2 separate regions of the Homo sapiens genome follow, and region 1 is linked to region 2. Evidence: chromatin loops called from intact Hi-C (ENCODE). Cell type or tissue: heart left ventricle. All regions are shown on one strand. Each heading gives the region's core, and the rest is flanking DNA. Links, peaks and the distances in the headings are about the cores only.

What was found. Peaks named below come from ENCODE experiments on the same cell type or tissue, not always from the same donor. Only the 100,000 strongest peaks of a DNase experiment are listed, where the experiment ranks them.
Region 1: it touches region 2 in a loop (1.8-fold over the local background); 7 of 110 quality-filtered maps call a loop at or near these places.

The regions. Positions count from the first base shown.
Region 1 is chr9:128,515,677-128,533,161 of GRCh38, forward strand. It overlaps GLE1 (GLE1 RNA export mediator), which reads left to right. Exons shown (of 16, transcript NM_001003722.2): 4 at 6,992-7,140; 5 at 7,604-7,664; 6 at 7,916-8,170; 7 at 9,516-9,747; 8 at 11,503-11,615; 9 at 11,780-11,849. LOC101929270 (a long non-coding RNA gene) reads right to left here. Exons shown (of 4, transcript NR_188457.1): 4 at 12,935-13,324. Among named protein-coding and RNA genes, the nearest start is that of GLE1, 20 kb to the left of the region's middle. In heart left ventricle, for the core only: no CTCF peak of the experiment used is centred there; DNase peaks (open chromatin) are centred at 8,085 and 9,592.
Region 2 is chr9:128,591,714-128,603,583 of GRCh38, forward strand. It overlaps SPTAN1 (spectrin alpha, non-erythrocytic 1), which reads left to right. Exons shown (of 57, transcript NM_001130438.3): 23 at 1,270-1,329; 24 at 2,462-2,660; 25 at 6,687-6,791; 26 at 7,250-7,273; 27 at 8,367-8,402; 28 at 11,830-11,870. Among named protein-coding and RNA genes, the nearest start is that of SPTAN1, 45 kb to the left of the region's middle. In heart left ventricle, for the core only: no CTCF peak of the experiment used is centred there; no DNase peak of the experiment used is centred there.

The DNA.
Region 1 (17,485 bases), core at 3,696-11,695, 72 kb before region 2:
CGAGCCACATTTAACTGCAGTTCCCCAGGGCGTAGGAATGGGCACTGTATGCTACTCATCCTTCCCACCTACTGTTTAGTTTTGGGGGTAGTGTAATAGAGGTCAGGAGTGAGTGCTCTGAAGTCAAGTCTGGTTTCAGATCCTGGCTGTTACATTTTACATGTGACTTTGGGAAAATTACTTAGCCTTTTCTGGCTTCCATTTACTTCTCCAAAATTTGGAAATGGTCTGGGATTGTTAGATAAGCTTATTCTGAGAAAATGGGACCTTAGCCTCTTTTTTTTTTTTTTTGAGGTGGAGTTTTTGCTCTTGTTGCCCAGGCTGGACTGGACTACAGTGGTGTAATCTTGGCTCACTGCAACCTCCACCTCCCAGGTTCAAGTGATTCTCCTGCCTCAGCCTCCCAAGTAACTAGGATTACAGGCTCGCGCCACCACACCCAGCTACTTTATTTTCTATTTACTAGAGACGGGGTTTCACTATGTTGGTCAGGCTGGTCTCGAACTCCTGACCTCAGGTGATTCACCTGCCTCAGCCTCCCAAGGTGCTGGGATTACAGGCATGAGCCACGATGCCCAGTCAGGACCTTAGCCTCTTGAAAAAATAGCAGCACTATTTTAATTAATTTATTTGATTGTATTTTGTTTTTGTTTTTGTTTTTGAGATGGAGTCTTGCTCTGTTGCCCAGGCTGTAGTACAGTGGCACCATCTCGGCTCACCGCAAGCTCCGCCTCCCAGGTTCATGCTATTCTCTTGCCTCAGCCTCCCAAGTAGCTGGGACTACAGGTGCCTGTCACCACGCCCAGCTAATTTTTTGTATTTTTAGTGGAGACAGGGTTTTGCCGTGTTAGCCAGGACGGTCTTGATCTTCTGACCTCGTGATCTGCCCGCCTCGGCCTCCCAGAGTGCTGGGATTACAGGCATGAGCCACCGTGCCCGGCCTGTTTTTTGTTTTTGTTTTTTTGAGACAGAGTCTTGCTGTTGTCAGCCCGGGCTGGAGTGCAGTGGTGCAATCTTGGCTCACTGCAACCTCCGCCTCCTGGGTTCCAGCAATTCTCCTGCCTGAGCCTCCCAAGTAGCTGAGATTACAGGCGCCTGCCACCACGCCTGGCTAATTTTTGTATTTTTTAGTAGAGACGGGGTTTCACCGTGTTGGCCAGGCTGGTCTCAAACTCCTGACCTCAGGTGATCCACCCACCTCAGCCTCCCAAAGTGCTGGGATTACAGGCATAAGCCACTGCGCCCAGCATGTATTTTTTTTTAATTAGGAAAGCAATGCATGATCTTGTAAAAATGTTTCAGAGTACAGGAATTTAGAAAATGAAAGTCTTGGCCAGGCACGGAGGCTCATGCCCGTAATCCCAGCACTTTGGGAGGGTGAGGCAGGTGGATCACCTGAGATAAGGAGTTCCAGACTGGCCTGGCCAACATGGCGAAACCCCATCTCTACTAAAAATACAAAAATTAGCCGGGCATGGTGGCACATGCCTATAATACTAGTTACTGGGGAGGCTGAGGCAGGAGAATCACTTGAACCCGGGAGGCAGAGGTGGCAGTGAGCCAAGATTGTGCCACTGCACTCTAGCCTGGGCAGCAGGGCAATACTTTATCTCAAAAAAAAAAAAGAAAAAGAAAATGAAAGTCTTCTAACATCTTGCCTCATTGGTCATTGAGTCAATAAATATTTGCTGAGCACCTATGTGCTAGATGCTGTTCCAGGTCTAGATAAAACAGTAAACATTATAGACATAGAGCTTATATTGTGGTGGGAAGAGACAGAAGTAAACAAGAGAAATAAGTAAAATATTTGGAACATTGTTGTAATCTGGGTGAAAGATGGTGGTTGCTTAGAGTAGGGTGGTAGCAATGGAGATGGTGAGAAACGACTAATTCTGCATATCAGAGTTGTTTTAATTCAAAGATTTATTTCCTGCATCTTTGGAAATTTTTCCCCTTGATTAGTTCACCTCTCCATTGCCTAAGTTAATCCTCTATATGTCCTATTCTTTCTTTCATTTTCCTTTTGTCTTATTGTTTTGTTTTCTAGAAGATTTCTATATTTTATTCTCCACCTGTTGATTGAAAAAATATATATGTATTTATTATGTCTAATTTTCATGAGTTTTTTTGTATTCTCCACTTCTTCCTTTTTCAGAGCATCTTATTCTCATTTCTTATCATATTCAGAGCTCTTTTTCAGATTCACTTGTGTTCCTTGATATACATGTCCTTCTGGATTCATTATTTTTTATTTGTTCATCTTGATCCCTTTTAGGATATAGAGATTCCTCAGTTATCTAAAGATCCTTATTGCTAGTAATCAGATCAGAGATTCAAGGGGAATAATCAGAAACAAGGTTATTAAGCTTTAGGACTTCCTAAGTGCCAGCATATTGTTTTGGAATACTAGTTCCCATACTGATTAGCTGTTTCTGGACAGTTTATTCATTTTCTTAAAAAAAACTCACGTGCCTGGCCTATTTTTTTTTTTTTCCGTATTCTGTTAGTCACGGTAGTCATAAAGTCCACTCAGGTTGAAGTAGAGGGTATGGAAGGATTGTCAGACAATTTGCAGATCTGTTTTAAAATCATTACAGCACAGGGCCGGGCCTGTTGGCTCACACCTGTAATCCCAGCACTTTCGGAGGCCGAGGCAGGCAGATCACTTGAGGTCAGGAGTTTGACACCAGCCTGGCCAACACAGTAAAACCCTGTCTCTACTAAAAATACAAAAATTAGGCAGGCATAGTGGTGCACGCCTGTAATCCCAGCTACTCAGGAGGCTGAGGCTGGACAATCACTCGAACCTGGGAGGTGGAGGTTGCAGTGAGCCAAAATCGCACCACTGTACTCCAGCCTGGGTGACAGAGTTGAGAATCCGTCTCTAAAAAATAAAAAATAAAAATAAAATAGCTGGACATGGTGGCTTGCACTGGTAATCCCAGCACTTTGGGAGGCCGTGGTGGATGGATCACGAGGTCGGGAGTTCGAGACCAGCCTGGCCAACATAGTGAAACCCCGTCTCTACTAAAAATACAAAAATTAGCCAGGCATGGTGGCAGGCACCTGTAGTCCCAGCTACTTGGGAGGCTGAGGGAGGAGAATCGCTTGAACCCAGGAGGCGGAGTTTGCAGTGAGCCAAGATTGCACCACTACACTCCAGCCTGGGCGACAGAGCGAGACTCCAAAAAAAAAAAAAAAAGCTGGGCACTGTTGCGGGAAGTCAGGGACCCCAAATGGAGGGACTGGCTGAAGCCATGGCAGAAGAACATGGATTGTGAAGATTTCATGGACATTTATTAGTTCCCCAAATTAATACTTTTATAATTTCTTATGCCTGTCTTTACTGCAATCTCTAAACATAAATTGTAAAGATTTCATGGACACTTATCACTTCCCTAATCAATACCCTTGTGATTTCCTATGCCTGTCTTTACTTTAATCTCTTAATCCTGTCAGCTGAAGAGGATGTATGTCGCCTCAGGACCCTGTGATAATTGCATTAACTGCACAAATTGTAGAGCATGTGTGTTTGAACAATATGAAATCTGGGCACCTTGAAAAAAGAACAGGATAACAGCAATGTTTAGGAAACAAGAGAGATAACCTTAAACTCTGACCGCCGGTGAGCTGGGCAGAACAAAGCCATATTTCTCTTCTTTCAAAAGCAAATGGGAGAAATATCGCTGAATTCTTTTTCTCAGCAAGGAACATCCCTGGGAAGGAGAATACGCGCCTGGGGGTAGGTCTATAGATGGCCCCCTGCATGTGGCCGTCTTTTATGGTCTGTAGACTGTAGGGGTGACATAGACCCCAGTCTCCCATAGCGCTCCCAGGCTTATTAGGAAGAAGAAATTCCTGCCTAATAAATTTTGGTCAGACCGGTTGCTCTCAAAACCCTGTCTCCTGATAAGATGTTATCAATGACAGTGGTGCCTGAAACTTCATTAGCAATTTTAATTTCACCCTGGTCCTGTGGTCCTGTGGTCCTGTGATCTCGCGATCTCGCCCTGCCTCCATTTGCCTTGTGATATTCTGTTACCTTGTGAAGTACTTGATGTGTGTGACTCACACCCTATTCGTATACTCCCTCCCCTTTTGAAACTCCCTAATAAAAACTTGCTGGTTTTACGGCTTGTGGGGCATCACAGAACCTACCGACATGTGATGTCTCCCCCGGATGCCCAGCTTTAAAATTTCTCTCTTTTGTACTCTGTCCCTTTATTTTTCAAGCTGGCCAATGCTTAGGGAAAATAGAAAAGAACCTACATGACTATTGGGGCAGGTTCCCCAATAGGGCACCCGTGGCTTACACCTGTAATCCCAGCACTTTGGGAGGCTGAGGCGGGAGGATCACAAGGTCAAGAGATCGAGACCATCCTGGCCAACACTGTGAAACCCCGTCTCTACTAAAAATACAAAAATTAGCTGGGCGTGGTGGCACATGCCTGTAAACCCAGCTACTTGGGAGGCTGAGGCAGGAGAATCGCTTGAACCTGGGAGGCGGAGGTTGCAGTGAGCCGAGATGGTGCCAGTGCACTCCAGCCTGGGTGACAGTGTGAGACTGTGTCTCCAAAAAATATATATATATATGTATATATGTGTGTATATATATGTGTATATATGTATATATGTGTATATATGTATATGTGTGTATATGTGTATATGTGTATATATGTATGTGTGTATATATGTATATATGTATATGTGTATATATGTATGTGTGTATATATGTATATATATGTATATATGTATATATATGTATATATATATAAAAAATACAATAAAATCATTATAGCACAAATGCTTGGCTCTTGGCTGTTTTGATCTAATGACTAGGGGAAGACAGCAAGAGTTGACTGTTTTGTCTACAAACATTTAGCCGGTAGCTCCGTTTTCAGCCTGATGAGGCCCACCTATATGAGTCGTGGCATTTCCCAGTCTTGAGACTCTGCAGTTCGGCTGGTAGATTGGCTTTCTGCTCCCGTGAGGCATCGTCTGCTTCTCACACACATCGTGTGTGTGTGTGTGTATCCTTGGGTTTTCTCAGCTCTGCTCTATCATTTATTGCTTCTCCACTATTTTTTTTTTTTTAAAGACAGGGTCTCGCTCCGTTGCTCAGGCTGGAATACAGTGGTGCAATCACCGCTCCTTGCAGCCTTGACCTCCTGGGTTCAGGCATTCCTCCTACCTCAGCTCTTTCTGCTTTCTAAATAACTGGGACTGCAGGTGTGCACCACCACAGCCAGATAATTTTTAAATTTTTGGTAGAGACGGGGGTCTCTCTGTTGCCCAGGCTGGTCTCGAACTCCTGGGCTCAAGTGATCCTCCCACTTTGGCCTCCTCAAGTGCTGGGATTACAGATCTCAGCCAGTGCACCTGGCTATTTCTCCACTGACTGTTTTCCAGAAGTATGTAGAAGATTTTTCCCTGCTGGTGACATCTCTCATGCTCTATGTGGTGTTATGTCTTTTTTTTCTTTCCAATTCTCACTTTAACAGAGTCCCAGAGGAGAGGACATATATGCTTGTTTAGTTTGCCTTCTTTCGCTGGAAGCTTTAAAATAAGTTTTAAGACTGGGTACAGTTGGCTTATGCCTATAATCCCAGCAGTTTGGGAGGCCAAAGTGGGAGGATAGCTTGAGATCGGGAGCTCTAGACCATCCTGGGCAATATAGTGAGACCCTGACTCTATAAAAAATTTAAAAATTAGCCCCGTGTGATAGTGGACACCTTTAGTCCCAGCTACTCAGGTGGCTGAGTTGGGATGATCCCTTGAGCTCAGGAGTTCAAGGCTGCCGTGAGCTATAAGTGTGCCACTGCACTCTAGCCTACATGACAGGGTGAGACCCTGTCTCAAAAATAAACAAATAAACAAAATAAAATATAATTATGTTTTAAAATAAAATAACATAATGTCTTAACAGTAGATTTTGACATATCTCCATGCTAGCTGGCATCTCGTCATCTTTAAGGGCTGCATAGTATTCTGCAGTATGACTGTACTATAATACGTGTCGTCATTCCCCAGTTAAGTGGTTTTAAATGTATTGCTGTTATCAACAGGGCTCCAGTGAGCATTCTTGTACATATATCTTTGCACACACATACAAGCATTTCCTCAGGATAAATTCCTGAAATGGAACAAGTGTCAAAGGATATAGACACTTCAAATTTTGATAGTTAAAATGTCAAATTGCCTTTAACCATATGTGAGTACTCTCATGAAATGATAAATTCAATATCTGATACCCTTAGGTACTAAGGAAAAGGACTTTCCTTAGTGGAGGTCCAGGAGAAAATCTTCGAGGCAGAGATTAACAAAATCAGTGAGATAGGAATGTGTATAGCTTGTTTATGGAATTAGAATGAGGATTTCCGTAAATTACCAATGAACCCCATAAGACTACACAGGATGGAAGCTTAATAGTGCATGGCTGTTTGATGTCATGTTGCTAAATTCCTGTCCGTTCCCAACTTGTACTGGAGTGACATAAACCATATGGGGCAATTGGAAGAGCTTTCCAAAACAGCTGAGCTTAAAGATCAAGCAAAAGGAGAAAGGATATTCCTGCAAAGGTTCTGATTCCATGCCCTTAAGTATCTCTGATGGTGTTAGGGGCCGATGGGCAGGTAGCCCGCAGGGGTAAATGATCAAGGTGTTGAAGGCGCTCCAGAGAGCAGGTGTTAAACATTTTCGGCCGGGCGAGGTGGCTCACGCCTGTAATCCGAGCACTTAGGGAGGCCAAGGCAGGCGGATCACAAGGTCAAGAGATCAAGACCATCCTGGCCAACATGGTGAAACCGTCTCTACTAAAAATACAAAAATTAGCTGGGCATGGTGGCAGGCACCTGTAGTCCCAGCTACTTGGGGAGCTGAGACAAGAATCGCTTGAACCCGGGAGTTGGAGGTTGCAGTGAGCTGCACTCCAGCCTGGCGACAGAGAGAGATTCCATCTTAAAAAAAAAAAAAAAAAAAAAAACCTTTTCAGGAGGGCCTGAGGCTATGGCAGGAGGAGCAGGAGAGGAAGGTGCAAGCCCTCTCGGAGATGGCATCTGAACAACTGAAGCGGTTTGATGAATGGAAGGAACTGAAGCAGCATAAAGAATTCCAGGACTTGCGGGAAGTAATGGAGAAGAGGTGAGTCTCCCTGAATTATGACTGGGAATGTTGATGTGTTCAACTGGAACTCTTTCCCAAGAGGAATTCCAAAGGGAAAGAGTTGAACAACTTCTGAGTCCTTAAATATCAAGGTAAAATAGGCAGAGAATTTTATAACCTGGAAAAAAGACCAAACTTGGAGAGACAACCAAAGGAACACAAAGAGGGAGGCTTTTAGGAGAGGTAAAACAATTTTACGGGCGTGGTGGAACACAGCTGTAGTCTCAATTACTAGAGAGGCTGAGGCAGGAGGATTGCTTGAGTCCAGGAGTTTGAGGCTGTGGTGAGCTATGCTCTGCAGCCTGGGCAACATAACGAGACCCCATCTCTAAGAAAAAGGGAAGGAAGGGAAGGGAGGGCAGGGAGAGGGAGAGAAAAGAAAGAAAGAAAAACAATTTCAGGAAGTATCCCTGACTATTCCTCCCTGCCATTTTTCATGCAGCTCCAGAGAAGCCTTGGGACACCAAGAGAAGCTAAAAGCTGAGCACCGTCACAGAGCAAAGGTCAGAGCCTGGCAGAATTGGTGTGGGTGTTTTGGTGTCTGTCTGTAACCTGCCTGGAGAGCCAGGTTTTGGCAGATGGCCACCATGGAGGATCTGGGCCGTATTATGCCTGTGTATGACTAACCTTGGGATGTCCTCTTCCTGCTCTGAGCCCATCTGTGAAAATATGTAGCCCACGTAGAATTTGAGGACTGTAGAAAGAAGAAGCCCAGGAACCCCTCAGAGAGAAGTCACTCAGCCCTTTTCTACAGATTCTCAACCTGAAGCTGCGGGAAGCAGAGCAGCAGCGCGTGAAGCAAGCAGAACAGGAGCGGCTTCGGAAGGAAGAAGGCCAGATCCGCCTGCGGGCCCTCTATGCTCTGCAGGAGGAGATGCTGCAGCTCAGCCAGCAGCTGGATGCCTCTGAGCAGCACAAAGCCCTGCTTAAGGTCGACCTGGCTGCCTTCCAGACCCGAGGCAACCAGCTGTGCAGCCTCATCTCAGGGATCATCCGGGCCTCTTCAGAGGTGAGGGGGGCTTCAGAGTGACTCTTTGCTGTCTTTGAAATGGAAGCCTTTAAAAGCAAAACTGTTTTCTGACTTAAAAAGTAATACCTGCTATCTGCTTATTGGGGGAAATACCAAACATTACTTGTTATCTCCATATCTCTTTACCTAGAAGTAACCACTGTTAACATTTTATTTTGTTTCTTTTATTTATTTCTTTATTTTTATACCTGCTTATTCTGGAGTCTTTTTTTTTTTTTTTTTTTTTTTTTGTGATGGGGTTCCCCTTTGTCACCCAGGCTGGAGTGCAGTAACACAGTCTCAGCTCATGCAACCTCTGCCTCCCGGGCTCAAGTGATCCTCCCACCTCAGTCTCCTGAGTAGCTGGGACTACAGGCGCATACCACCATGCCCTGCTAATTTTTGTATTTTTTTGTAGAGACAGGGTTTTGCCATGTTGCTCAGGCTGGTCTCTAACTCCTGGGCTGAAGTGATCCCCCTACTTCGGCCTCCCAAACTGCTGAGATTACAGGTGTGAGCCACGGTGCCAAACTTTTTTTGTTTCGTTTTGTTTTTAAATTAGCAATAGAGATCTCACTATGTTTCCCAGGCTGGTCTTGAACTCCTGGGCTGAAGTGATCCTCCCACCTTAGCCTCCCGAAGTATTGGGGTTACAGGCACGAGCCATTGTACCTGCCCTGTTTCTTTGCTTTGCTTTTTTTTTTTTTTTTTTTTTTTTTTTTTGAGACAGGGTCTCACACTCTTGCCCCGGCTGGAGTGCAGTGGTGTGATCATGGCTCACTTCAACCTCCGGCTTCCAGGTTCAAGCGATTCTCGGATTACTTGAGGCTAGGAGTTCGAGACCAGTAGGTTTCAGCCAACATGGTGAAACCCAGTCTCTACTAAAAATACAAAAATTAGCTGGGTGTGGTGACGCACACCTGTAATCCCAGCTACTTGGGAAGCTGAGGCACGAGCAGCACTTGAACCTGGGAGGCAAAGGTTGCAATGACCGAGATCTTGCCACTGCACTCCAACCTGGGCAATGGAGATTCTGTCTCAAAAAATAATTATTATTATAATAAAACAGTATTATTTTTGTCTAACATATTGTCACAAACTTTTTAAAAAATTACGCTGGCCCTTGTTGCTGAGAATACAGACCAATTTATACTTAGAAACTATGGATGTGACAGTAAGTTGGAATTATTAATACCTTTAAGAGAACAGGGAAAGAAGTATCAATTCGTTGAATGTGGATACTCCATTGGTGCAACAATTCCAATTGCAGGAAATTTATTGACTTGTATGAGGTATGATTTACCTAGGGAATGACCACTAAGCACCATCTCCGTCACTCTGACAGAGCAGCTATCCCACAGCAGAGAGTCAAGCTGAGGCTGAGCGAGCTCTGCGGGAAATGCGGGACCTCCTGATGAACTTGGGGCAGGAGATCACCAGAGCCTGCGAAGACAAGAGGAGGCAGGATGAAGAAGAGGCCCAGGTAAAGCTGCAAGAGGCACAGATGCAGCAGGGACCAGAGGCCCACAAAGAGCCCCCAGCTCCCAGCCAGGGCCCAGGAGGGAAACAGAATGAAGGTGGGTTTCAGTATGGATGTGGTCCTTTAACTCGTAAGTTTCAAATGTGAAGAGAAACAAGAGCATGTTTTGAATGTTGTGTTAAACTGTAGGACAGTTAACCAGAATTTTATGTAATGTATTTCATTCAGTTTTGGTTGATGTAGAGTCTGATTTACGATTCCAACACTTTGCGTGAGGACTTGAAATTCTGTATAACTCTAGCAGATACATTATTTCAATTATTGCTGCTGCTGAGTATTTTAAATAAATGCGCACAGATATGTGTTGGTGTAATACGTATAAGGGGTCAGGAGTTCGAGACCAGCCTGGCCAACATGCCGAAACTCCCATCTCTACCAAAAATAAAAAAATTAGCTGGGCATGGTGGCACGCACCTGTAGTCCCAGCTACTCGGGAGGCTAAGGCAGGAGAATTGCTTGACCCAGGAGCTGGAGGTTGCAGTGAGCTGAGGTGGTGCCACTGCACTCCAACCTGGTGACAGAGTGAGACTCCGTCTCAAAAAAAGAAAAAGAATCAGTGTACCATAGTGTTTGAGAGTGCTGACTCTGGAGCCAGATCAGTGGGAGTCTGGTTTTTGTTGTTGTTGTTGTTGTTGTTGTTTTTTGCGGGGAGGGGATGGAGATTTGCTCTTGTTGCCCAGGCTGGATTGCAGTGGCGCGATCTTGGCTCTCTGCAACCTCTGCCTCCCGGGTTCAAACAATTCTCCTGCCTCAGCCTCCCGAGTAGCTGGGATTACAGGTGCCTGCCACTGTGCCTGGCTAATTTTTGTATTTTTAGTAAAGATGGGATTTCACCACGTTGGCCAGGCTGGTCTCAAACTCCTGACCTCATGATCCACCCGCCTCGGCCTCCCAAAATGCTAGGATTACAGGTGTGAGCCACCGCACCCAGCCTGGGAGTCTAATTTTTCTTTTTTGGTGTGTTTTGTTTTTGTTTTTGTTTTTTTTGAGACAGAGTTTTGCTCTTGTTGCCCAGGCTGGAGTGCAATGGCACAATCTCAGCTCACTACAACCTCCGCCTCCCAGGTTCAAGCGATTCTCCTGCCTCAGCCTCCTGAGTAGCTGAGATTACAGGCATGCACCACCACACCTGGCTAATTTTTTTGTATTTTTAGTGGAGACGGGGTTTCTCCATGTTGGTCAGGCTGGTTTCGAACTCCCGACCTCAGGTGATCTGCCAGCATTGGCCTCCCAAAGTGCTGGGATTATAGGCATGAGCCACTGCGCCCAGCGTTTTTTGTTTTTTGTTTTTTTTTTGAGATAGGAGTCTCACTCTTGTTACCCAGGCTGGAGGAGTACAGTGGTATGATTATGGCTCACTATAGCCTCACCCTCCCAGGCTCAAGTGATCCTCCCCACTCAGCCTCCCAAGTAACTGGGACTACAGGCATGCGCCACCCTGCCTGGCTAATTTGTGTATTTTTTGTAGAGATGGGATTTCACCATGTTGTGCAAGCTGGTCTCAAGCTCCTGGGCCTGTCTTGGCCTCCTAGAGTACTGTAATTATAGGCGTGGGTCACCACACCCAGCCTTAGTTTTTCTACTTAGTAGTAATGTGACCATGGCAAATCACTTAACCTTTTTGTGCCTGTTTCCTTTTCTATAAAATGGAGATAATAATAGTATCTATTTCATAGTTATGGTGACAGTTAAAGCAGTCAGTACATACATAAAGTGATTATAACAGTGCCTGCCTCATATTACATGTTCAGTAAATACTAGCTATTACTAAAACCTCTCTTTTATTTCTCAGACCTCCAGGTGAAGGTACAAGACATTACAATGCAGTGGTACCAGCAGCTGCAGGATGCTTCCATGCAGTGTGTGTTGACCTTTGAGGGCCTGACCAACAGCAAGGACAGTCAGGTAGGGGAGAGGTATATGGCAGTAATTTTGTGGACTTGATGGTTCTCAGAGAATGATCACTTCGTGTCCCAAAGGAATGTAGCTGGCATGTCACTTTACCTGATTCTAAGTGACATCTACTCAGCTCTTCAGAACACTGCTTTCTCACTGTTCTCTTCTGGCAGGCCAAAAAGATAAAGATGGACCTCCAGAAGGCTGCTACCATCCCAGTGAGCCAAATCTCTACCATTGCAGGTTGGTCAGAGGGGTTGAGAACATGACCTTTCATTTCATTGTATTATCTTTCAGACTCCAAATCTATGTATCTGTAAGGTTCCTATAAAAGTATATTCAAACAAATGTTTACAGTTGGATCGGGTACATATAAGTGACATACATCTTGTTTCCCTGATATAATCATGGCTGGGCTCACGCCTGTAATCCCAGGACTTTGGGAGGCCGAGGTGGGCGGATCACGAGGTCAGGAGTTCAAGAGCAGCCTAACCAACATAGTGAAACCCTGTCTCTACTAAAAATACAAATACTAGCTGGGTGTGGTGGCTCTCACCTATAATGCCAGTTACTCAGGAGGCTGAGGCAGGACAATTGCTTGAACCCAGGAGGCGGAGATTGCAGTGAGCCGAGATCACACCACTTCACTCCAGCCTGGGTGACAGAGCGAGACTCTGTCTCAAAAACAAAAAAAGAAGACTCTTTTTTTTTTCTTTTTTTCTTTTTTTTTTTTTTGAGACAGAGTCTTGCTCTGTCGCCCAGGCTGGAGTGAAGTGGCGTGATCTCGGCTCACCGCAAGCTCCGCCTACCGGCTTCACGCTGTTCTATTCTCCTCCCTCAGCCTTCTGAGTAGCTGGGACTACAGGCGCCCACCACCATACCCGGCTAATTTTTTGTATTTTTAGTAGAGACGGGGTTTCACTGTGTTAGCCAGGATGTTCTTAATCTCCTGACCTGGTGATCCACCTGCCTCGGCCTCCCAAAGGGCTGGGATTACAGGCGTGAGCCACTGTGCCCAGCCCCCTTTTTTTTTTTTTTTGAGATGTAGTCTTGCTCTGTCACCCAGACTGGAGTGCAGTGGCGCAATCTCGGCTCACTGCAAGCTCTGCCTCCCGGGTTCACGCCATTCTCCTGCCTCAGCCTCCCAAGTAGCTGGGACTACAGCTGCCCGCCACCACGCCCAGCTAATTTTTTGTATTTTTAGTAGACACGGGGTTTCACCGTGTTAACCAGGATGGTCTCGACCTCCTGACCTTGTGATCCGCCCGCCTCAGCTTCCCAAAGCGCTGGGATTACAGGCGTGAGTCACTGCACCCGGCCTTTTTGACTCATTTTTAACAAGCTACCTTTTATGGCAAATTATTAGGATGGCTCTTAGCTTTGAAGTTGCAGTTTACTGCTGAAAACATCACTCAGGGAACCTAGGCTGTGACTTGCAGGCTTTGCTTCTGTCCTACAACATTAGCTTTTCCAAATTACTCCAAGCTCGCCTTGTTCATCCTCCAGGACTCCTTTTCTCTCCAGAGACTGAGGTTTAGAAAGTGAGAACCAGACAAGGAAGAAACTTCTTTAGAACCAGAGGTTCATTTGTATGGAGCTGTAGATGTGGAAGCCTCCAGATTATAGACTGAGCTGCCAGGTGGCTGGGGAGTGTGTGTGCAACTGGAACACTCCTCTGACGCATCGTGGGTTCCGTTCCCCGACTCACTTCTCATTGCCTGGAAAGCATAGGAAAATTTCAGTTCCTGCCCTTGATAGGCAGTCCAGCAAAACTTACATATGACTTTGCTGCCTGAAATTCTTTCTGGAACAGGGCAAGGTATAAATAAATAAATAACATATCACTTTTTGGAATTTAAAGTGCTGTGTCCTTTGATAGCAACAGCAAAGCAAGAGAGGTTGACTGGACAGCCACTCCACACCTCGATGGCCGTTCCCAGTTCCCCTCTGTTGACTGCAGACAGGGTCAGTACCTCCTTCATCAGGAAAATGGAGACATCCAGTGTGAGCTCCTCAGAGCCCCTCCACCACTGCACAGTGACATTTACCTCTTAGTCTCCTGTGTCACTGGATGAGGCGTCCTTGCTGCTGGGCTTACCCTTCCACCTCTGCCCTTGTTCCCTTTCCTTCCTGTCTCCTGTCAGACTGCCTCATCGTTTATTGCCTTTCCTGTTTTCTGTGATTACTCCTTTTTATAGGCTCCTCTCTCTCAGCCTGTAAATATATGTGAGCCCCTCACATCCTAACATGAGTCTCCCTTGATCCTATGTCTTCTAAGTGTTTGCTGATCTTCCTGAGGTTTCTGTTCGGCACTGTTGCTGCTTTCTCTGTGCAACTCTACTCCTTTGGCCTCCATGGTGCCATTACTTTCCAGGTTCTTCTCCTCCCTCCCTCACTACCCTTTCCTCTCTCTCTCTCCCTCTCTCCCTCTCTCTCTCTCCCCTTTGTGGGTTTCTTAGTCTTCTACCCCACTCTAATTGTAGGTGATTCCTAGGGATCTACTCTTTTTTTTTTTTGAGAGTCTCGCTCTTTCGCCCAGGCTGGAGTGCAGTGGCACTATATCGGCTCAGTGCAAGCTCCACCTCCCGGGTTCACGCCATTCTCCTGCCTCAGCCTCCCGAGTAGCTGGGACTGCAGGCGCCTGCCACCACGCCCGGCTAATTTTTTGTATTTTTAGTAGAGACCAGGTTTCAACGTGTTAGCCAGGATTTCAACGTGTTAGCCAGGATGGTCTCGATCTTCTGACCTCATGATCTGCCCACCTCGGCCTCCCAAAGTGCTGGGATTACAGGCATGAGCCACTGTGCCCGGCTGGGATCTACTCTTATCCTGCAGTTCTTTTCGTTCTCTCTACTTACAGGGCTTCAAACATTACCTGAATGCTGATGACTCCCAAACCTACCTCTGGTTTATTCCTTTCTTCTGAGCTTCAGATTCTCCAGCTTCAGCTACCTGAGGGACATCTCTGCCTATATGTCTCTTAGCTGCCTCAAGTTTAATGTGTTCAAATCCAAACCCATCATCTTCCTTAGCCCTCTTTGTCTGCTGTTTTCTCTTGAGTAATCAGTAGCACCATTATCTACTCAGTAATCTTAGCTGGAAACCTGGGAGTCATCTTTATGACTGCTGCCTCTCTTTCACTCACCACATCGAATTAGTCTATATCTTTGCCTTTTTTAATTTTTCTACACATTTCCTGACTCTCCCTTTGTCTCCATCAAGACTTTAAGTCCTTTAAGATCTTGTAGTCCAGCCAGACACAGAACATGCTCTAGTTAGTGCTCAGTAAGCGTTTAATGAATAGGAGGGAAGGATCACCTAATTCTTCTCTTTTTTAAAAAGGTGGGCCGGGCGCGGTGGTTCACGCCTGTAATCCCAGCACTTTGGGAGGCCGAGCCTGGCGGGTCACCAGGTCAGGAGATCGAGACCATCCTGGCTAACACGGTGAAACCCTGTCTCTACTAAAAATACAAAAAATTAGCTGGGCGTGGTGGCAGGCACCTGTAGTCCTAGCTACTCCGGAGGCTGAGGCAGGAAAATGGCATGAACCCGGGAGGCGGAGCTTGCAGTGCGCCGAGATAGCACCACTGCACTCCGTCCTGGGTGAAAGAGCGAGATTCCGTCTCAAAAAAAAAAAAAAGGTGGGCCGGGCACAGTGGCTCACGCCTGTAATCCTGTAATCCCAGCACTTTGGGAGGCTGAGGCGGGTGGATCACAAGGTCAGGAGTTCGAGATCAGCCTGACCAATATGGAGAAACCCTGTGTCTACTAAAAATACAAAATTAGCTGGGCATGGTGGTGCATGCCTGTAATCCCAGCTACTCAGGAGGCTGAGGCAGGAGGATCTCTTGAACCCAGGAGGCAGAAGTTGCGGTGATCTGAGATCACGCCATTGCACTCCAGTCTGGGCAAAAAGAGCAAAACTCCATCTCAAAAAAAAAAAAAAAAAAAAAGGTGGATGTCAGCTGGGCCCAGTGGCTCACACTTGTAGTCCCAGCACTTTAGGCGGCTGAGGTGGGTGAATCATAGGAGGTCAGGAGTTCAAGACCAGCCTGGCCAATGTGGTGAAACCCCATCTCTACTAAAATACAAATATTAGCCAGATGTGGTGGCAGGCGCCTGTAATCCCAGCTACTCGGGAGGCTGAGGCAGGAAAATCACTTCAACCCAGGAGCGGAGGTTGCAGTAAGCCAAGATCGTGCCATTGTACTCCAGCCTGGGTGACAGAGTGAGACTTCATCTCAAAAAAAAAAAAAAAAGTGGATGTCGCCGGGTGTGGTGGCTCACACCTGTAATCCCAGCATTTTGAGAGGATGAGGCAGACAGATCACTTGAGGTCAGGAGTTTGAGATCAGGCTGGCCAACATGGTGAAACCCCGTGTCTACTAAAAATACAAAAATTAGCCGGGCGTGGTGGCACACACCTGTAGTCCCAGCTACTTGGGAGGCTGAGGTGGAAGAATCACTTGAACCCGGAAGGCAGAGGTTGCAGTGAGGTGACATCGAACCACTGCACTCTAGCCTGGGTGACAGAGTGAGACTCCAGCTCAAAAAAAAAAAAAAAAAAAAAGATGGATGTCCATGAGTGGTTAGAATTAGAAGAAATCTTAAATAAGGACATGATGTTGCTGTGGCATGGGGAGGCCACGTCAGTCTAGGGTTGGAAGCTAACTAACTTTCCTCCTACCTAGAGAGGTATGGAGAGAGGCTAGATGCTAGATGGGGCATTCAGCCAGTGGGGTCCACATGGTTGGCTTTTTTTTTTTTTGATAAGAGAACTGAATGACAGGATATTTCTGAAACTTTTGTGACATTTCTTGAAGTGATTAGGAACTTGACAGGGTATTTCTCAACTGGAGATGCTGTATTAATTAAAACATTGACTTCAGGACTTCAGGTAATGGAAAGTAATTCAGATCTGCTTTGCTTTTTTTTTTTTTTTTTTTTTTTTTTTAGGGAGGAGATGGAGTCTTGCTTTGTCACCCAGGCTGGAGTGCAGTGGCACAATCTCGGCTCACTGTAACCTGCGCTTCCTGGGTTCAAACGATTCTCCTGCCTCAGCCTCCCCGAGTAGCTGGGATTACAGGCACCCGCCACCACACCTGGCTAATTTTTGCATTTTTAGTAGAGACGAGGTATCACCATGTTGGTCAGGCTGGTCTCGAACTCCTGACCACAAGTGATCTGCCTGCCTTGGCCTCCCAAAGTGCTGGCCCAGATCTGCTTAAGCAAAAAAAAAAAAGCATTTATTGGAAAGATAAAGAAATATCCTACAGAACCCAGTGGCAGGAATGAGGTGAGGTCTCAGGAGCTAGAAACTTTAGTTCTTTTTTCCTCTCTCATCTCATCTGTCCTCTCTACATCTCCATTCTTATTTTATAGATTGCCGTTCTTTGGTCTTCATGGCAGGTACGCAGCCCCCACTGCTTGTGAGTGTATGTGACACAGGGCCAGCTACCTCAAGGAAGTGACTCTTAGTTGACTGACTGGCTCAGCTTGACTGCCTCTAATCTAACTGTAGCTAGTGTGGGGGTGGAGCACACAAAATCTTTGGTACAAATATAGCTGTTACGAATCCACTTCTGTGTCTCTGAGGACGGAAGAAGGCAAGTCCTGAGAAGGGGGCATATCATCATGAGCTGGTTAGATCCTTTAGAAGGTTTTTCCTAGAGATGTGACTAACTCCTCTAGAGATACCAACCACAGTCCATGGGGTCTGTAACAAAATGTAACACCTCTTTCTATACTGTTTATCCCTTCATTTTATGTGTACAGTAAGGGATACTGTTTATCCCTTCATTTCTGTAGGGCAGCACAGCTGGGTTTTTGTAGATGCTTTGTAATTACAATGATGAAACAGGCTGGGCATGGTGGCTCAC
Region 2 (11,870 bases), core at 14-8,013:
CTCCTGGAGCCCACCTGCACGCCTCCTGCTGTCTCCACCCCACTTTGAGCCCACAGACCTCCCTGTGTGGGTCTCAGACCCCTGACTGATGACTTATATTGCTTTGTTTTTTTTCCACCAGTGTTCATGAGTTTTTCCTAACCAGAATTTTTCTAATCATTGCCATTTGCCTTTTGGTTCGAGATGCTTTTTGAAATTGGATTTTCAGATACTCTACGCCCCTACAGCTCTGTCCACTTTGAAAAGCTGCTTTCAGAGCTTCTCTGTCTGCCATAGCTTTGAGTTCTGAGAATGGAATTTTGTAATGAAATGGCTCTGTCCTCTTTCCTCTAGCTGAGCCCCCATATTGCCCTGTGTCCCTCCTTTAGGGTATTTCTGACTCCACTAGTGGAATCAGCAGTTTTGGACACTTGGGAAATATCCAGGAAATACATTCCCACTAGAGTTTGGGTAGAATAGTGAAATTTTTGGGCTCCAGTGATCCTCAGTAAGATCAGAGTTATTTGTCCACTTTATAGATTCTGTTACTATAGAGATAAGAATGGGAGGTTTTGGTTTGTGTTCTTTTTTTTTTTTTTTGAGACAGATTCTCGCTCTGTCATCCAGACTGGAGTGCAGTGGTGTGATCTTGGCTTACTGCAACCTCTGCCTCCTGGGTTCAAGTGATTCTCCTGCCTCAGCCTCCCAAGTAGCTGGGACTGCTGGCACATGCCACCATGCCCAGCTAATTTTTGTATTTTTAGTAGAGATGGGGTTTCACTGTGTTGGCCAGGCTGGTCTCAAACTCCTGACCTCGTGATCCGCCCGCCTTGGCCTCCCAGAGTGCTGGGATTACAGGCGTGAGCCACCACGCCTGGCCTTGGTTTGTATTCTTACCAGTAGTCTGGGTCATAAATATAAGAGGAAAAAGATCAAATACGTGGCTAAATTGCCTGTTAGCACTCAGTAAAATTTCTTTCTAAGGGTAGTCCAGTCTGTTCCCTGACCTTGCTCTGTGAAGTTACCAGTGTTTTCAGCACAGGAAAATCTGCCTTAAGCATGGCAGACCCGCCAGGAAAATGAAGGTGAACTAACCCTCTAATTTTCCTGCTATTTCTTTACTGTCATGTCACTCATGACTTAGACTGCTCCTTAGACCTGTTGAATAACTCCATAGTTTCCCAACATTAAGCATCCACCATCATGGCACCAGTCGGAGCTGCTGCCTTTCATCCCTGTGGATTAACCCCACTAATTCGTGCATGCTTTTGCTGTGCCCCCTCTGTGCAGGACACGCATAACTAAGGAGGCCGGCAGTGTATCTCTGCGTATGAAGCAGGTGGAAGAACTGTGAGTAGGCTGAGAGTCTTGCAGAGCACCAATGTCCACTGCTACCCTATCCATTCTCCCTCTGCCGCTTCTCTTGAAGGCCTTTGTCCATCCAGAAAGATGAGGTGGTGGGAGGAACTGCCTGTCCGTGCAGCAGCTTTGGCTCACAAGGGAAGAGGTCGCGGTGCAGCTGTGTCGGTCGATGACTGCTTATCTCATTGGTTGCTTCCATGTGCAGCTGTGTGTTCAGAGTGGTGTTGGTTCTCCCTCCTGTTGGTTTTTGTGGTGGACCAGCCACTATCAGCAGCAAACCTGAAGGCCTGTTCTATAGTTTTCCTTAGTAGGAAGGAAATCATATGCTTCTCTTAAAGTGCTCTGATTCTTGGTAACTCATTGCTTTTTTATTTTACTTTGGGACACTTAGATTTGATGATGATTCTAGTTTTTTTTAATTTTTAGTTTTTTATTGTTTGTTGTTTTCGTGTTCAAAGATAATATTTCAGCCTTTTGTATTTTAGTTCCCGAGGGTTAGAATATTCTTTGATTCTTAAGAAATCTTTCAAGTAACAGAATGGCACAGATACTCAGTACTGTGCCTGATTTTCCTTCTGAACTTGCCAAAACTTTCTGAGAGCTGAATGTATCATTTTAGAAATGTCCTACTAATATGGAGATAAAACATCCTATATGAGGATATTTTAAAGCTCAGTGTACCCTCCCCCACCTCACCCCAGCCTGGGGGCTCTTCAGAGAATTATAAAAGACAGAAAAACCCTCTGTATACATTCTGCCCAGCAAGTTCATCTCGTCTCTCCACTGTAGTTGCATGAGCCCTGTGTTACTGTGCTAAGCGCTTGGTTTCAGTCCCTTGTGGTTGTGTTGTTCTAAGTGCAGAATCGGCCTGGGGATAAGTGTGCCTGGCTGTTCTAGCCACCTGGTTGTGAACAGTACAGTGTGCGCATATCTCTCAGGCTGTGGCGTGGGTACTTGGGATCCTCGTCTTCATCTGATAACTCTGTTACTAGGGCATCATCATTACAAACTCGTAGCCTGGAATCCACATCTTGGAGACACCTCGTGGTTTGCCTTTATGTTAGCATCTACAGCTAACTGCCTTCCTTGTCCCTCTTGTCACCCTCTTGAATTCCATCAGATATCATTCTCTGCTGGAACTGGGTGAGAAGCGTAAAGGCATGTTGGAGAAGAGTTGCAAGAAGTTTATGTTGTTCCGTGAAGCGAATGAACTACAGCAATGGATCAATGAGAAGGAAGCCGCTCTGACAAGTGAGGAGGTCGGAGCAGACTTGGAGCAGGTTGAGGTGCTCCAGAAGAAGTTTGATGACTTCCAGAAGGTATGGGCAGTCTTCAGGCTCAGCTGAAAATTTGTTTAAAGATTTGAGTCTCTTGATTTTTTTTTTTTTTTTTTTTTGAGATGGATTCTCACTGTCATCCAAGCTGGAGTGCAGTGGTATGACTTCGGCTCACTGCAACCTCTGCCTCCTGGGTTCAAGTGGTTCTCCTGCCTCAGCATCCTGAGTTGCTGGGATTACAGATGTGCGTCACCACGCCCTGCTAATTTTTGTATTTTTTGGTAGAGACAGGTTTTCACCATGTTGGCCAGACTGGTCTCAAACTCCTGACCTCAGGTGATCCACCCGCCTCAGGCTCCCAAAGTACTGGGATTATAGGCATGAGCTTCTGCGCCTGGCCAGAGTCTCTTGATTTCTGACTGCAAATTACTGGAATGCAAATTACATAGATTATATTCCATCATGTATGTAGCTTTTTTTTTTTTTTTTTTTCAATTTTTTTTTTTTTCCTTTTGAGACAGAGTCTCTCTTTTGTCGCCCAGGCTGGAGTGCAATGGTGCGATCTCGGCTCACTGCAACTCCTCCTCCCAGGTTCAAGCAGTTCTGTCTCAGCCTCCCGAGTAGCTCACCACCACGCCTGGCTAGTTTTTGTATTTTTAGTAGAGATGAGGTTTCACCATATTGGTCAGGCTGGTCTCAAACTGCTGACCTCAGGTGATCCGCCTGCCTCAGCCTCCCAAAGTACTGGGATAACAGGCGTAAGCCACCGTGCCCGGCCTCAGTTTTTTTTTTGTTCAAGACAGAGTCTCACTCTATCACCCAGGCTAGAGTACAGTGGCTCGATCTCAGCTCACTGCAACTTCTGCCTCCCAGGCTCAAGTGATTCTCATGCCTCAGCCACCCGAGTAGCTGGGATTACAGGTACGCACGACCACATCTGGCAAATTTTTGTATTTTTAGTACAACCGGGATTTTGCCATGTTGGCCAGCCTGGTCTTGAACTCCTGGCCTCAAGTGATCTGCCCACCTCAGCTTCCCAAGGTGCTGGGATTACAGGCATGAGCTACCATGCCTGGCCTGTGTAGCTATTTTTAAAAGACTTTAATTGAAACCTTTTTGGACAAATTTAGTTTTAAGGAAAGATATGCTATGTTCTCTACATGTTGTTATAAGAACTTTTCTAAGCCTAAACTACAATAGATGTGAAAGTACTCTTTTTTTTTTAATTGGGGTAAATTCACAAAGCTAGCCATTTTAAACTGTACAATTCAGTGGTATTTAGTACATTCACAGTGTTGTGCAACCACCACCTCTAGTTCCGAAACATTTGTGTCACTTCAGAAGAAAACCACATATCCGTCAAGCATTCATTTGCCATTCTCCCTAACCCCAGTGGCCCACGCAGCCACTCATCTGCTGCTTGCCTCCAGATTTACCTATTCTGGACATTTATATAAATGGAATCACGTTATGTCACTTTTTGTGACTGGCTTCTTTTGTTTAGGTTTTCTTTCTTTTATTTATTTATTTTTTGAGACAAGGTGTTCTGTTGCCCAGGCTGGAGTGCAGTGGCCCAGTCTCGGCTTACTGCAGCCTCCGCTTCCTGGGCTCAAGTGATCCTCCTGCCTCAGCCTCCTGAGTAGCTGGGATTATAGGTATGCACCACTATGCTCAGCTAATTTTTGTATTTTTTGTAGAGACAAGGTTTTGCCATGTTGCCCAGTCTGGTCTCAAACTCCTGAGCTCAGGCCGTCTGCCCAGCTTGCCCTCCCAAAGTGCTGGGATTACAGGTGTGAGCCACCGCACCCGGCCCATAATGTTTTCCAGGTTCATCCTTTTTGTAGCACATACCAGTACTCCATTCCTTTTTATTGCTGAATAATATTTCACTGTTTGATACACTACACATTGTTTTTGGGTTTTTTTGTTTTGTTCGTTTTTTTTGTTTGTTTGTTTGTTTTTCGAGACAGAGTCTCTCTCTGTTGCCCAGGCTGGAGTGCAGTGGCGCAATCTCGGCTCACTGCAACCTCCACCTCCCAGGTTCACGCCATTCTCCTGCCTCAGCCTCCCGAGTAGCTGGGACTACAGGCACCCGCCACCACGCCCGGCTAATTTTTTGTATTTTTAGTAGAGATGGGGTTTCACCGTGTTAGCCAGGATGGTCTTGATCTCCTGACCTCGTGATCCACCCGCCTCGGTCTCCCAAAGTGCTGGGATTACAGGCGTGAGCCACCACGCCCGGCCTAATATACTACACATTGTTTATCCATTCCACCACTTAAAAGGATTCTTACAACAAATTAAAATGAGGAGGGAGAACTTATTTCTCCTATAGTAACTGTGCATTAAAATTTTATCTCGTTTTTATTTATTTTTTAGAGATAGGGTCTCACTCTCTCACACAGGGTAGAGGGCAGTGGATGATCATAGCTCACTGTAACCTCAAACTCCTGTGCTCAAGTGATCCTCCCACCTCAGCCACCCGAGTGGCTGGGACTATGCACATAGGCTACCACATCCATTATTATAATTGAAAAAATTTTTCTGGCCGGGCCCAGTGGCGCATGCCTGTAATCCCAGCACTTTGGGAGGCCGAGGCAGGCAGATCACCTAAGGTCAGGAGTTCGAGACTAGCCTGGCCAACATGGCAAAACCCCATCTCTGCTGAAAATACAAAAATTAGCTGGGCGTGGTAGCGCCTGCCTGTAGACCCAGCTACTCGGTACACTGAGGCATGAAGATCGCTTGAACCCGGGAGGCGGAGGTTGCAGTGAGCCATGATCACGCCACTGCACTCCAGTCTGGGCAATAGAGTGAGACTGAGTCTCATTAGAGAAAAAAAAGAAAAAAAATTTTTCTGTAGAGATAGGGGTCTGGTTATGTTGCCCTAAGCTGGTCTTGAACTTAAGCAATCCTCCTGCTTTGGCCTCCCATAGTCCTGGGATTAAAGGTGTGAGCCACCACACCTGGCCTCATCACATTTTTAAAACATTATTTTAAAACCAAAAAGAGGTTTTAAAAAAGTCTCTATTTGATAAAATTATTTGCTGGGCATAGTGGTGTGTGCCTATAGTCCAAGCTACTCAGAAGATTGAGGTAGGAGGATTGCTTGAGCCTGGGAGGTAGAGACTGCAGTGATCCATGATTGTAATACTCCACTCCAGCGTGGGTGACAGTGAGACCCCGTCTCCAAAAAAGACAAAAAACTACAGTTAATGAAGTAAATTTGAGTCCAATAATTATCTGAGGACTGGGAAAACCAATCCATAGGGATACCTGTTGAACAGATCCTTATAGCTTTTTTTGTTTGTTTTGTTTTGTTTTTGTTTTGTTTTGAGACAGAGTCTTGCTCTGTTGCCCAGGATGGAGTGCAGTGGCACGATTTTGGCTCACTGTAACCTCTGCCGCACCCCGGTTCAAGCGATTCTCCTGCCTCAACCTCCCGAACAGCTGGGATTACAGGCGCCTGCCACCGCGCCTAGCTAATTTTTGTATTTTTAGTAGAGACGGGGTTTCACCATATTGGCCCGGCTGGTCTTGGACTCCTGACCTCGTGATCCACCCATCTCGGCCTCCCAAAGTGCTGGGATTACAGGCGTGAGCCACCGCACCCGGCCTGTTTTGTTTTGTTTTTGAGATGGAGTTTCGCTCTTGTTGCACAGGCTGGAGTGCAATGGCGCAATCTCAGCTCACCGCAACCTCTGCCTACCGGGTTCAAGCGATTCTCCTGCCTCAGCCTCCCGAGTAGCTGGGATTACAGGCATGGACCCCCACACCCAGCTAATTTTGTATTTTCAGTAGGGACAGGGTTTCTCCATGTTGGTTAGGTTGGTCTCGAACTCCCGACCTCAGGTGATCCGCCCACTTGGGCCTCCCAAAGTGCTGGGATTACAGGCGTGAGCCACCATGCCCCCAGCCATAGCTTATTTTTTTAATCCCCCCCTTTTTTTTTTTTGGTAGGCCTCTGTAGAAGAATCCTTATAGTTTCAAGCCATAGTTTGTGACTATGTCTCCTTTGACTTTGGCTTGCTATTTTGGGTTTTAGTTATTATGGCTTTTGCTTTAAAGGACCTGAAGGCCAATGAGTCACGGTTGAAGGACATTAACAAGGTAGCTGAAGACCTGGAGTCTGAAGGTCTCATGGCAGAGGAGGTGCAGGCTGTGCAACAACAGGTAGGTGTCTCCATCTTGGAGTGAGGCTCTGTTGCTGTAAGGATGCAGCTTTGTTCCTCTTGTGTCTGTCATAGCCCAACAAGCAGTGTTTCATAACACAGAACTGTGGCTTGGCTGTAGGTCAGGTCCTCTATGTGACCAAAACCATTTTGATTAACTTCTTTATACCCATATCCCTCACTTTCACTTGGTTTGGAGGGGGGTGGGGGCTTCTGTCTTCTCCGTAAGCTCATTAAATATTTAATGTTTATATAGCCATTAACTAATGGTAATTTCATAAGTTCCTCAAAGAAAAAGTTTATATATAAATACTTGAAGCTCTGCTGGACATTTGGACTGGCATTTCCATTTGTCCTTTTGGAATTATCTCCTGTGTTTCCAGGTTTGGCCATAATAAGTATTCTTGAGAGATGTGTATTTCTTCTAATAATAAAACTGGTTTCTCTCTCTCCTTGTAGGAAGTGTATGGCATGATGCCCAGGGTAAGTTTCGGGTGCTGTGTGTGGATCTTGAACATGAGAAGGACTTAAATCTTGGGAAGAATATCAAGCCAAGAACTTCTTCATCAGAATTGCTGTTCCTGAACCTCAGATGCCTTTTGTGTGTAAAGATTTGTGGAAAACTCCAAAAATTGATTTCTTTTTTTTTGAGACGGAGTCTCACTCTGTCAACCAGGCTGGAGTGCAGTGGTGTGATCTTGGCTCACTGCAACCTCCACCTCCCAGGTTCAAGCGATTCTCCCATCTCAGCTTCCTGAGTAGCTGGAATTCCACGCATGTGGCACCACACCCAGCTAATTTTTGTATTTTTAGTAGAGATGGGGTTTCACCATGTTGTCCAGGCTGGTCTCGAACTCCCAACCTCAGGTGATCTGCCCACCTCAGCTTCCCAGAGTGCTGGGATTACAGACGTGAGCCACCATGCCCAGCCCAGAAATTGATTTCTATTTGCCATTCTCCAAAAGACAAAAAAAGTTGGTTTTTTTTTTTTTCGGTCTTTTGTTTGTTTGTTTGTTTTTTAAGAGATAGGGTCTTGCTTTGTTGCCCAGACTGGAGGTCAGTGGCTTTTCACAGCTGCAGTTATAGCCTACTGCAGCCTCGAACTCTTGGCCTCAAGCAATCCTCCCACCTCAGCCTCCCAGGTATCTAGGACAACAGGCATGCAACACAAAGCACAGCTCTAAAAAAAAAAAAAAAAAAAAAGTCTTCTGTCTCTTCAGTTTTCTAAAACTTTTTCTATAGCTATCTTTAGGTTCATTTATTACCCCTTTGCAGACAATCTTATGAGTACAACATAAAAGTTGGTGGTTTTCTTATTAAATTTCTTTATTCTCTCCATTTCTTCTACTGGATAAAAAAATTGGAATTTTTCTCTCCCCTGTTTGTTGGCTTAATTTTTCTTAACCAGCCTTGTAGTTTGTTACCAGCCAAACTATGGAGGGAAAATGCTGTTTTGGTTAATGTATTAGTATCTGGGATCTCCCCTGGGGGAAACTAGAGTCATTCGCTGGAAAGGCCAGGTGCTTTGTTTCATGGTCAATTGCTTGGCTGCCTAAATTCCTCTTTCTTTGAATAGGATGAAACTGATTCCAAGACAGCCTCCCCGTGGAAGGTAAGAACTCCTTTGCAAATTATTGTTTTCAAGAGTTTTGCGAGATCATGAAATATGTCCTTTTCTGGTGTGCCTTTCTCTGAATATTCAGCTTAAGTCTTTAGTCATTTCTGGACTTGTTTGGGCTGGTTTCTTTCTGAATCTGTTAACTCTAAAATGTGATGCTTAATATACAAAAGCAGAGTGTCTGTCAAATGCTCAGTACAGTTAGGTTGCATTGATTACCCATGTTGGTGCAGGATATGCTGCAGCAGGGAGCACTGTTGTTGGCAGGGTCCCACCAGTAAGAGGCGGTCCAAAGGGAAATGATGTGAACACGAGAACAACTACACATGTAAAGGAGGGCAGGCCTTCATTCACCATCTGCCTGGCCTCTTTATCCTGTGGCCTAAGAAAGGCTTCAGAGATGCCCAATACAGAGATGTAAAGGGAGGAATGAGATGTTTCCCCACTACAGTAGACATTTTTCTGGACAAATCTGGGTGTGAATATGGCTTAACCAGAATGGGCCATCCCTGACCAAGAATACAGGGAGAAGGTGTGTTTTTTTGTTTTGTTTTGTTTTGAGATGGAGTATTGCCCTGTCACCCAGGCTGGAGTGCAGTGGCACAATCTCGGCTCACTGCAACCTCCGCCTCCCCAGTTCGAGCAATTCTCCTGCCTCAGCCTCCCAAGTAGCTGGGACTACAGGCATGTGCCACCATGCCTGGCAAATTTTTGTATTTTTAGTAGAGACAGGGTTTCGCCATGTTGGCCAGGGTGGTCTTTAACTCCTGACCTCAGGTGATCTGCCTGCCTCAGCCTTCCAAAGTGTTGGGATTACAGGCCTGAGTCACAGCACACAGCCAGGGAGAAAGTCTTTTTTTTTTTTTTTTTTTTTTTTTTTGAGACGGAGTCTCGCTCTGTTGCCCAGGCTGGAGTGCAGTGGCACGATCTCAGCTCACTGCAACCTCTGCTTCCCAGATTCAAGCGATCCTCCTTCCTCAGCTCCCCTAGTAGCTGGGGTTACAGGCATGCACCACCATGCCTCCTAATTTTTGTATGTTCAGAAGAGATAGGGTTTCCCTGTGTTAGCCAGGCTGGTCTCAAACTCCTGACCTCGGGTGATCCACCTGCCTCGGCCTCCCAAAGTGTTGGGATTACTGGCCCGGCTGAGGTTTTTTATGTGATACATTTATAACTGTGATTGTGTAACTGGTTGCCTGTGTAACTGGTTGCCTGTGTCTCAGTTCTAGCATCTTCCCTCCTGACCCAGCTCTTCAGGAATACATCACTTGAGTTACAGGCAAGTTAGACAGCAGATTCTGACTTTATAAAAGTAGATCTTTTGGCTAGGTGTTGTGGCTCACACCTGTAATCCCAGCATTGTGGGAGGCTGCCACAGGTGGATGAGCCCAGGAACTGGAGACCAGCCTGGGCAACATGGCAAAACCCCGGCTCTACAAATAAAAATAAAAATGTTTTAAAAAGAAGAAGAAAAAAAGTAGGCCTTCTCCTCATTAGTACAGTGGTGAGTTTGACAAGCAAATAAAAAACAAAAAGTAAAAAGAAATTTTAAAAGTGTGTCCCCAGAAATATGAAGAAAGCATGAAAAGCTAAAAACAAAAAGCCTCCCCTCAACAACCTTTCCGTGTCCACCTTTGAACCCGCTCAGTCACCTTGTCTGACCTCTCCTGAGGACCTAGGCTGAGAGGGGTCTGTGTCTTGTGGCCTCCTTCCCCCACTGGCTCTGACTATTCTCCTCATTAAGTAGATTTCTAACTGGGCCAGGCATGGGTATACACCTTTCCTTCTATTCAACTTTCTCTCCTTTTCTCACTCTTCCCTTTTCTTACGTAGCAAAACTTGGTCATTGATGATATGAATGGGCAACAGCCTTACCCCCTCAACAGAATGTTTCTGATAACATAAGTATTCTTTCAGAAATTTATTTTAGGTACCTTTATAAATCCCAGTACCTCTTATTGGAGACAGTGGGTCCACCTTCTGACTCCTATAAACACACGGGTTGAAAATGTCACCTAGGGATGCCATGAGGACATCTGCATCCAAGCTCAGCCCTCCTGCCCTCCTGTTTTTTTTTTTGTTTTTTTTGGGTTTTTTTTGTTTTTTTTTTTTTGAGACAGAGTCTTGCTCTTTCGCCCAGGCTGGAGTGCAGTAACGTGATCTCAGCTCACTGCAACCTCTGCCTCCTGGGTTCAAGCAATTCTCCCACCTCAGCCTCCCGTGTAGCTAGGATTACAGGCACCCGCCACCATGCCTGGCTAATTTTTATATTTTTAGTAGAGACGGGGTTTCGCCAAGTTGGCCAGGCTGGTATTGATCTCCTAACCTCACCTGATCCACCCGCCTTGGCCTCCCAAAGTGCTGGGATTACAGGCGTGAGCCATCATGCCCTTCCTCTTGTTCTTTACTCAAAGGGTTGTGAGCATTATAACCTAGGCCAATTAGAGTTTCTTTCCAATGAATTGGGTGGGCTGAAAGATCCTAAGGGACTTTATTTATTTGTTTTTATTTGTATTTTATTTATTTATTTTCGAGTCGGAGTCTTGCTCCGTTGCCCAGGCTGGAGTGCAGTGGCGCAATCTCAGCTCACTGCAACCTCTGCCTCCCAGGTTCAAGCGATTCTCATGCCTCAGCCTCCCAAGTAGCTAGGATTACAGGCTCACACCACCGTGCCCAGCTAATTTTTGTATTTTTAGTGGAGACGGGGTTTCACCATGTTGGTCAGGCTGGTCTCAAACTCCTGACCTCAGGTGATCCACCCACTTTGGTCCCCCAAAGTGCTGGGATTACAGGCGTGAGCCAGCATGCCTAGCCCTAAGGGACTTTAGGTTTTTAGAAGTAGCTACGTTGTTGAAATGTACGTTGTTGAAATGTACGTTGTTGAAATGTACGTTGTTGAAAGCTAATTCACTGCTTTATTTTTTCCCTCTGGTAAAGCCGTTGCCCTTCAACGGGGATACGGTTAAAAAGAACAGCAACCCAGTAACTATAATTGGAGATGAAAGTGATTATTAGAGCTCCTGGCTGTTAAACAGTCTCAGCTGCCAGCATTTGTTAAATTTAGGGTTTTTTTTTTTCCGGAATGTTCTCCTGTAGTATAGACAAGAAAATGACACTAATCATTAGTCTTTTAGGTATTTTTCTGTCCAACTAGCTGCTAGAATTGTGGTTTTTACCATTCTTTTTTCACTCTTCATCAGATAAAATTAATTACTCAGTTGAGTCTAATTGTGCACTTTGGGTATTTTCATGACATTCTAGTACTTGACACTTGTACTGATGTCTCTGTTAAGAATGTTGACAGTATCCCTTTAAGGTAATTTGGGTTAATCACAGGGACCTAATCAATGACACTTGCAGCTCAGATCTCTAATTGCCAGACACTTGATTAGTTTTGCCTTCTGCTTTCCTCCCTACCTAGTCTGCTCGTCTGATGGTTCACACCGTGGCCACCTTTAATTC